Regions from separate parts of the Homo sapiens genome. Here region 2 is linked to region 1. The links are chromatin loops, found by intact Hi-C in ENCODE. Cell type or tissue: breast epithelium. All regions are shown on one strand. Links, peaks and the distances in the headings refer to the core of each region. The heading gives the core; the rest is flanking DNA.

Region 1 (4,396 bases), core at 289-4,288:
GTGCAAGAAATGTAAGAAGTTTTTAAAGAAGAAGAAAATTGATACAGATCAGAAATTGAATCCACCTAAAGAAAGGAAAAGCAATAGATAAGGAATAAATGAAGGTAAAATAAAATCCTTTATTTTTCTTTGTTTTAACTAATCAAAAATATAACAATATCTTTTAAAAAATAATAGTAGCAATATATCAGGTATCGATAGCATACAGATAAATGAAGTGAACAAGAATGTTATAAAGGGCAGAAGGAAGGTATTAGGAATATTTTATTGTAAGTTAACTACACTATCTATTAAGTCATACAGTGGTATTTGAAGGTGGACTTATATTAGTCAGAAATACACATTGCAAACCCCGAGACAACAACTAATATTTTTAAGAGAAGCATAATTAATATACTAAAGAAAGGTAATACGATGAAAAAGTTTAGTCCTATATCTGGAAATCTTTACTAAATTTAAATTTGTGTATTAAAGTAATAATGACCTGTTTACCCAAACATTATAGATGTTTAAATATTTCCTTAATGCATGTAAATTGAGATACAAAGCTTTTTCACAATATACATGTATAGCAGTTTGCTTTAATTTTTTGAAGTAGGGTTTAATGAGTATTTTTAGAATCATGCTTACATCAGTCCCATATAAACAGAAATTGCTGGGTCTACTAAATCCACAGTAAACCTGATTGAGGCTGCCCATGCATGCTTCGACAGGAATCCAGTACACAAACAGATTTCATCAGCATGTTCAGTGGAACTAAGGTCTTCTTAGAACTGTGCTTCTGAAAGGCTAAATGCACTGTTAGTTGTTTAGGCCAAAGTTGCACAGGTCTGTTCAAAGACTTCCTTCTTTGCCTGTAGTCCATACTTAGGGGCCTCCTGTAGGTTCTCCACATAGTGCTTACCTTTTCATTTTGCAAAAACCACTTTTAGCATATTTGAACTATTTCTCTGTACTAACAAAGTCCTCTGGTGCTAGGCAGTTGCTGCCCTGGGAAGCTCCTGAAAAGTATGAGGTCAATGGCCAGAACAGTTTGGGGGGCAGTTTGGATGGTGTTTCTTGCAACCCCTGTGCCTTGAGGCATTCTTGTTGGTGTATTTGCTGGAGTATGTTCACTGGGAGGAATCCGTATTCTGGTCTAGTGGCTTGATGTTGTGTTGCATGGATCATAAATTAACGATGATGGCCACAGTGGCTGGCCGGGGGGCGGGTAGGGGTTTCTCCAGCATCTTCCTTTTCTTCAACTTTATTCTCTTCTTCAATTTCAACAGGTTTTGCCTCAGAGGTGTCCTCATTCTTTAAACAGTCGTGTCTGCTGCCTTCCACCTTGAAGGCTCTCTGTGTTTCACATTTTCATTAGCAAGTTTGCTAAATACTATCGTGACTTGCAATATAGAAGACATTGATCATGTTTTTGAGAAAGTGTCCAGCACTATCTTTATTGTTGTCATACAAAAACACTTTCAAAACTTAATTATTGGGCCGGACACAGTGGCTCACGCCTGTAATCCTGGCACTGTGGGAGGTGGATCACGAGGTCAGGAGATCGAGACCATCCTTGTTAACACGGTGAAACCACATCACCACTAAAAAAATACAAAAAAATTAGCCAGACGTGGTGGTGGGTGCCTGTAGTCCCAGCTACTCGGGAGGCTGAGGCAGAAGAATGGCATGAACCCGGGAGGTGGAGCTTGCAGTGAGCCAAAATTGCGCCACTGCACTCCAGCCTGGGTGACAGGGTGAAACTCCATCTAAAAAAAAAAAAAAAAAAAAACTCAATTATCCAAATGGGCAAAATTGGTCAGGTGCGGTGGCTCACACCTGTAATCCCAGCACTTTGGGAGGCCAAGGCAGGTGGATCGCCTGAGGTCAGGAGTTCAAGACCAGCCTGGCCAACATGGTGAAACCCCATCTCTATTAAAAATACAAAAATTAGTTGAGAATGGTGGTGCATGCCTGTAATCCTAGCTACTCAGGGAGCTGAGACAGGAGAATCACTTGAACCTGGGAGGCAGAGGTTGCAGATTGCACCATTGCACTCCAGCCTGGGTGACAGAGCGAGACTCTAACTCAAAAAAAAAAAAAAAAGTGGGCAAAACCAACTATTTCATGGATAATAGCTTTATTATCACCCAAAGCTACTGATTCATTAGCTTTGATGAAACTTAATAACATTTGAGAGTTTTACTCTTAGTCTGAATTCCAGTTGTATCATGTATAAAGAACAGTAAGAGTCCACAACATGGTCCTGCTTGTCATGCTTCTGGGCTATTCTCAGATGATGTTATGTGTTCCTAGATTATGGAAGGAGTGGGGGCAATAATGGGATAAACATGGCCAACTCTACTCTGGGAATCAACACTCCTATTTCACAACTGAACAAGTGTAAAAGAATAGAAACCATACAGAGTATGCTGTGAGACCACTGTGGAATTAAACAAGAAATTAATAACAAAAATAGCTTAAAAATACACAAATATTTAAAGAACATACTGGGTTGAACAGTGCACCCCCAAAATTCATGTCCACCTAAAACCTGTGAAGGTGACTGCATTTGGAAATAGGGTCTTGCAGATTTAGTCAAGTTAAAATTAAGTCATAGTAAAACCTAATCCAATTATTGTTGTCCTTGTCAAAAGGGAGAAATTTGGACACAGACACACAGAGGGAAGACAGTCACGTGAGGATGGAGTTGGAAATTGAAGTTATGCTGACATACATAGAGCATTTCTTTCAGTAGCTGCAGAATAAACTTTTCAAAAGCACAAGGACACTTATAAAATTTTATCATACACAGGACAAAATTTGATGTCTTAATACATTTTAAAATATCAAAGTGGTACACAACATAATTTTTAACCAAAGTGAAATGAATTACAAAATCAGTAACAAAAAGGTAACTTGGAACTCCTAAGTGTTTCCATATTAAGCATCAGAGTTTCCAAACAACCCTCATGTATTAATCAGAGTTTTCTAGATAAATAGAACCAACATAATTGTATAAGTTCATTCTCACTCTGCTATAAAGAACTACCCAAGACTGGGTAATTTATAAAGAAAAGAGGTTTAAATGACTCAGAGTTCCATAGGCCTGGGAGGCCTCAGGAAACTTACAATCCTGGCAGAAGGGGAAGCAAACATGTCCTTCTTCACATGGCAGCAGGAAGAAGAAGTGCTGAGCAAAGAGGGAAAAGCCCCTTATAAAACCATCAGATCTCGTGAGAACTCACTCACTATCATGAGAACAGCATGGGGGAAACCACCCCCATTATTCAATTAACTCCCACTGGGTTCCTCCCACAACACATAGGGATTATGGGATTACAATTCAAAATGAGATTTGGGTGGGGACACAAAGTCAAACCACATCAATGATGTATATATTAATTACAAGGTATTGCCCGTGTGATTATTAAGGCTGACATGTTCCACAATCTGCTCTGTGCAAGCTGAGACCCAAGAAAGCCAGTGGTGCGGTGTGAAACCTGAGAGCCAGTGAGCTGACGGTATAGATTAGAGTCTGTGTTTAAAGGCCTTAGAACCAGGAGTGCTGAGGGCAGAAAATTGATGTCCCAGTTCAACAAAGCAGAAGGAGTGAATCTTCCCTTCCTCTGTCTTTTTGTTCTATCAGGCCCTCAGAGATAGAAAGATGCCCACCCCAGGTTGGGGCAGAAAATGTGCTTTATTTAGTCTACAGATTTGAAGTCTAATCTCTTCCTGAAACACCCTACTAGGCACATCCAGAAATAATGTTTAACCAAATATCTAGGCATTCAGTGATTGAGTCATTGATACATAAAATTATGACACTGCAGCTTATAAGAAAAACACAATGAAAATTTCAAAATAGCATTTGAACTAAGTGATAATATAAAATGGTATACCAAAACTCATGGGATACAGTTAATGTTGTGTTTAAAAGCAAATTCATAGTCTATTAGTCTAAATTTGTAGTCTAAAAGTATTCTTTTAATGAAAAAAATCAAACCCAACTCAAGATTTATTAAAAAATTAAACTGCAAAAAGCATAAACAGAAGTAAGGAGAATTGAAAGATTAAAATAAACTACACAAAATGCAAAAGAAAACATTCTTATCACAGGAGCTACAAAATCAGAAGCTGTTTTTCCAGAGAAAACTAAACGATAACAAAAAGGTAGACCTCTGGCAACATAGATCAAAAGAAAAGAAAAAGAAAGGTCAAAATAACCAGTAACAGCAAGGAAAAACAGCAATTTTAAAAGATTATAAATATTAGGCTACTTATGACAATGAATTTGCATATTTAGATAAAATTAATTTGAATTTTAGATGAAAATTTAGATAAATATTTAAGTGAAATGAATAAATTCTTAGAATAGCCAATCATTGTTCAAAAACTGTATTAGATTATATTT
Region 2 (4,396 bases), core at 253-4,252, 120 kb after region 1:
GAAAGATGTAAGTAAAGCTAAGAGAATAAGTAAATAACCACCAGGTGTATTTTATGCCTTTGCTGATAATTAATAATTAGCTGACTTAAATGTGAACCTGATCTTCTTCAAACACTGAAAAACAACTTGAGTTATACCCCATGAAAAGGTTCTGAGTAGTATTTATTTAATTAAAAATTGTAAAATCAGCCTTTAGAAAGTTTGTATGTTTATTTTATTACATCCCTGAGGCACAGCTCTTGGGATAGAAAAAGGATGGGGAGTAGCTGTGGGTTTTGAAACACTCTATTTCATCCTGGGCCTTTTCATTTTAGTTTTTTTTTGAGAGAGGGTCTCACTCTTTTACCCAGGCAGGAATGCAGTGGCATATTCAAGACTGTTGGAAGAAAACATGGCACATACAATTTCCTATCAGTAGTTTGCTAGGAGAAAATGTCAGTTGTTTAGAAAATACAAAATAATTTAACATTGAACAAACGGCTGATGCTACCATCAGCTGTATAATTAGTAGGGTCCTCAAAAACAGCTACTGGACACAGTTTCATGCTTAGAATGCACATAAGACAGTGATAACACGAAATCACACAGTAATATCACAGACGTGTTAAACCTTCAAGGATTGTTGAAATAGCACCAAGAATGTTCACTGAACTGACCTTAGTTTCTAAGGTTTATGCAATCATTTGAATTTTACTAGCCCTATCAATAGTTAAGAAACAAATTCAAAAATGGATTCTACCACTTCACAAGCAAACTTGCAATTTATAAATCCTGGAAATACAAGAAACTAACCAGTTGTAAAACCAGAGGATAATTTGGGATGAAACGAGGTCATTGGCCCATAGGGATTGTTTCCTCCAATGGAGCCCCATAATTCGTAAATCTGAAGAGGATTTCACTTCCAGCAACATGGTTTTGCTTTAAAATTCCAAGTAGGGACCCCAGTGAGCTCCCCAAGGTTCGTCTTCACGGGGCCTTACTCTCACACCCGGTCAGTATCTGTCCCTGTGCGGGGAGGAGGAGGTGGGAGACGAATCAGCGAGCCAAGAGTCTTTTGTGCTCAGGTTATGGGATTTGAAGACCGTGTTTTCTTTTTCTTTCTCTTCTTTTTTTTTTTTTTTTTTTTTTTTTGAGACAGGATCTCACGCTGTTGCCCAGGCTGGAGTGCACAGGCACAACCTTGGCTCACTGCAACCTCTGCCTCCCGGGCTCAAGCGATTCTCCTGCCTCAGACTCCCGAGTAAGTGGGACCACAGGTGCCGCCAGGCCCAGCTAATTTTCATATTTTTTAGTAGAGACGGGGTTTCACCATGTTATCCAGGCTGGTCTCAAACTCCTGGCCTCAGGTGATCTGCCCACCTCGACCTCCCAAAGTGCCAGGACTACAGGCGTGAGCCACCGCACCCAGCTGAGATTGTGTTTTCTTACGAAAACAAGGATCTTTCCCAAGTCTCCCACCTGCTGTGGAATTCCATCCAGTGCGTGTCTAGTCATCTCTTGCATTTCATGTGCATAACATTTCACTTTAGTCAACAGTCATTTGTCTGGAGGCTGCTGGAGTCGTTCTCACAAGACCTCCACCTGTGGGATGGGTGCGGCAAGCCAGAATCCACCTACCATTTGCCACTTCACCATTCAACAACTAGTCAAAGTTGCATTCCAAACACAATAACCAAGGAAACCAGGCAGGAAAAGGCACCCGAGGGAGAGAAAGGAAAGGGCTGGGAAGAGGACATCCCACCGAGGGCCTCCGAAGGTGAGTGCAGGCTGCTTTTTAACGCCTGCTCCACATTCCTCCTTCTCTGGGGGAAGTATATTTTGTGAATTTCCTCAGCAGAAGTCAACACAGCACCTATGCACAACCTGTGGTGGCTCCTGGAGGCTGAACATGGCAGCGTCTCCTCCCTCTGAACCTCCCACTCCATCAGGGCCCCTTTGATCTTTCGCCATCCTCCAAACCCTCCCTCATTGTCTACCTGAACTCATTGACCAGTTATGAGTTCTCAGTGATTTTTCTACTTAGCTTTTTTTAATATGTGCCCACCGGGGACTCTCATAAACGCCTCCCCTCCTGCCATGGGTACCCATCTGATCTCGGATCTCTCTGTAAGCTTTGTTCACTCACAGTTGCTTCTCAGTAACAATGAGAAACGGCTTGTCCCACCTTTGTGTCCGGTCATACTCTCTGGTCACCTGGACTTTGGCAGTGTGTGAAGCCTGCTTGGCCTTTAGTGCCCCGATCGCCCCGGTGGCCTGCGGAGCGTCTGCTGACGGCTTCCCAGCGGTGTTCAGGACACACAGGGTGTGGAGACACGGCGGCAGTTTGTTCTCCTGACCACCAGGTGGCTGTCACTTATATCTCCCTAGGAACAAAGAAGTGACCAAGCATTAGAGAAAGCTTTTCTTTTCTAAAGATGATATTGCCAAGGTCTGAGCTAAAATCAATTATCCAGGACATGACCCGTGAATGTTTCGCTTAGTGTTTCTCTAACTAGAACAGGCAGCTCAGACACATCATCAATTCAGAGGAATTCATCCTCCTCCAAGAGAGGCTGAAATATTAGTTGTGTTTGCAGTTCCTTCCCTGGATAAGAAAATAAATTTAGATAGAAGATGACAGCATTTCCTGAGACTCAATGGTTTCTCATTCACACAGAAGCCAGGTGTGTAGTAAAAATCTACCCGTGCCCCCAAAATGTCTGCTTTTGTCCTCAGGTCCTGGGAGCGATCTTTATCCTTCTGGGTGCCTTGGGCTTGCTGGATGGTGATGGTGTGACTGAGTGGGGTCTCCAGGCCAGGCAGCAGCAGAAGCCCTGCGGGTTGTCACACACGGAGGCCAAGGAAGCAGCTCATCCTGGGCCGAGTGTGATGGAAGTGCTGCCTCAGGGCTTCTCCTGGATGCCGCCCCGTGTGCTCTGGCCCCAGCTTATTTTATCTGTACCCTTGCCCTGTGATAAACTGTCAGCATGTGCACAGCAGCTCTCAGGGAATTCCACAAGTCCATCCAGTGAATCATTGAAGCTGAGGGTTGTTTCGGAAGCCTGGAACCTGCATTTGGGGTAGACGTGAGTGTAATGTTGGCAATATGCCCCCCAACTTCGTTGTCTAAACTCTTTGCACCAGGGTCATGTTTTGGAAAAATGAAATCTAATCATTTTTCTGCTCAAAACCCTCCAGTGGCTTCCAGTGTCAAAGTCCTTCCAGCAGCCCACCATGGCCTCGTTACAAGCCTGTGCCACGCCCTACCTGACAGTTCACGTCTGAGCTTATCTCCTGCCGCCCCATTCCCTGACTCGGCCCCAGGGTCCTCCTGCCAATCCCTGGCCATGCTGAGCATGTGCCTCCCACAGGGCCTCCTACCTATTCCTCTGCATGGATGCCCTTCCCCTCGTCATCCAAACTGCCTGCCCCTCATATCCTTATATGTCCCCTAAAATGTCATCCTGTCCTTGACTCCATGTCCAATAATTCTACATAGATGCCCCCGGTGGGTGCTCCATACCTTTCCTGTTTGCTTTTCTCCAAACGCTCCTGACTCCACACTCTACGCTGTTGTGCCTGGTGTCCTCCCTTCGCTTGGAGGAGGCAGCTCCTTGAGCTTTGTTCACCACTCAGCCAGCAGGTGGAATGGGGCCCACAGCAAGCACTCGGGAGCTACGTTCTGAAGGCCTGAGTGCGTGAACGGACGGTGCCTCCACTCCACAACACATTGCAGATGGAGAGAAATAAAACATGAAGAAAAGGCACTGCCTTTAATGAACCTAAAGCCAACCTGGCCAAACACACATGTGCATGCAATAACTGGGAGACGAGAGCTGCCATGTGCGATCAGGCCCGCTTGTGATGGAACCCATGCGTTTGGAGATGAGGAGGCTGTGCCCTGGTACCAAGTGGTCTCAAAGTGCTCAGTAAACTCAGAGGGGGGTCTACTGAAACAGGAAAACAAAGTGGATGCATGACTTGAAACGTGAAGGCTGAGGTTGAAAGAGTCACCATGGAAAATGTGACTGGGGGCCAAGAGGCAGGAGAAAAGCGTCACCAGAATGTGGGGACTGGCCAACGAGGGCAAAGAGCCTGCCACTCAAACAGGCTGCAGCAAACAGAAGCAAAGGCGGCATCCACTGCCCTAAGACCTTTGAGATGGGAATAAACCAGAGTGTTTTGAGTCTAATTATTCAGAAAAATCAGAGTAATGCCGAATGGCAGAATTTTAAAATAATAGTTTTCTACGTCAAAGGAAGGGCACATTGGCTCCCTTTGGAGTAAAGTTTTTAAAAAGTTGCTGAGGTAAACTCAGTGAAAATCCAGACAATGCTTACTCCCTGCAAATATGCAAAAGAGCCAGTCTCATCACTCACTTCGTTAGGGAAAGAAAGGAAAAGAATTCCTCACTAGC

The links. A loop is a pair of places that touch in the nucleus more often than their neighbours do. Peaks named below come from ENCODE experiments on the same cell type or tissue, not always from the same donor. Only the 100,000 strongest peaks of a DNase experiment are listed, where the experiment ranks them.
Region 2: a loop joins it to region 1, with 8 times the contacts of the local background. A loop is called at or near these places in 1 of 110 quality-filtered maps.

Annotation. Positions count from the first base shown.
Region 1 is chr6:169,295,625-169,300,020 of GRCh38, forward strand. It overlaps the pseudogene VTA1P1. Among named protein-coding and RNA genes, the nearest start is that of THBS2, 44 kb to the left of the region's middle. In breast epithelium, for the core only: no CTCF peak of the experiment used is centred there; no DNase peak of the experiment used is centred there.
Region 2 is chr6:169,418,812-169,423,207 of GRCh38, forward strand. No RefSeq gene overlaps it. Among named protein-coding and RNA genes, the nearest start is that of LINC02519, 33 kb to the left of the region's middle. In breast epithelium, for the core only: no CTCF peak of the experiment used is centred there; a DNase peak (open chromatin) is centred at 2,309.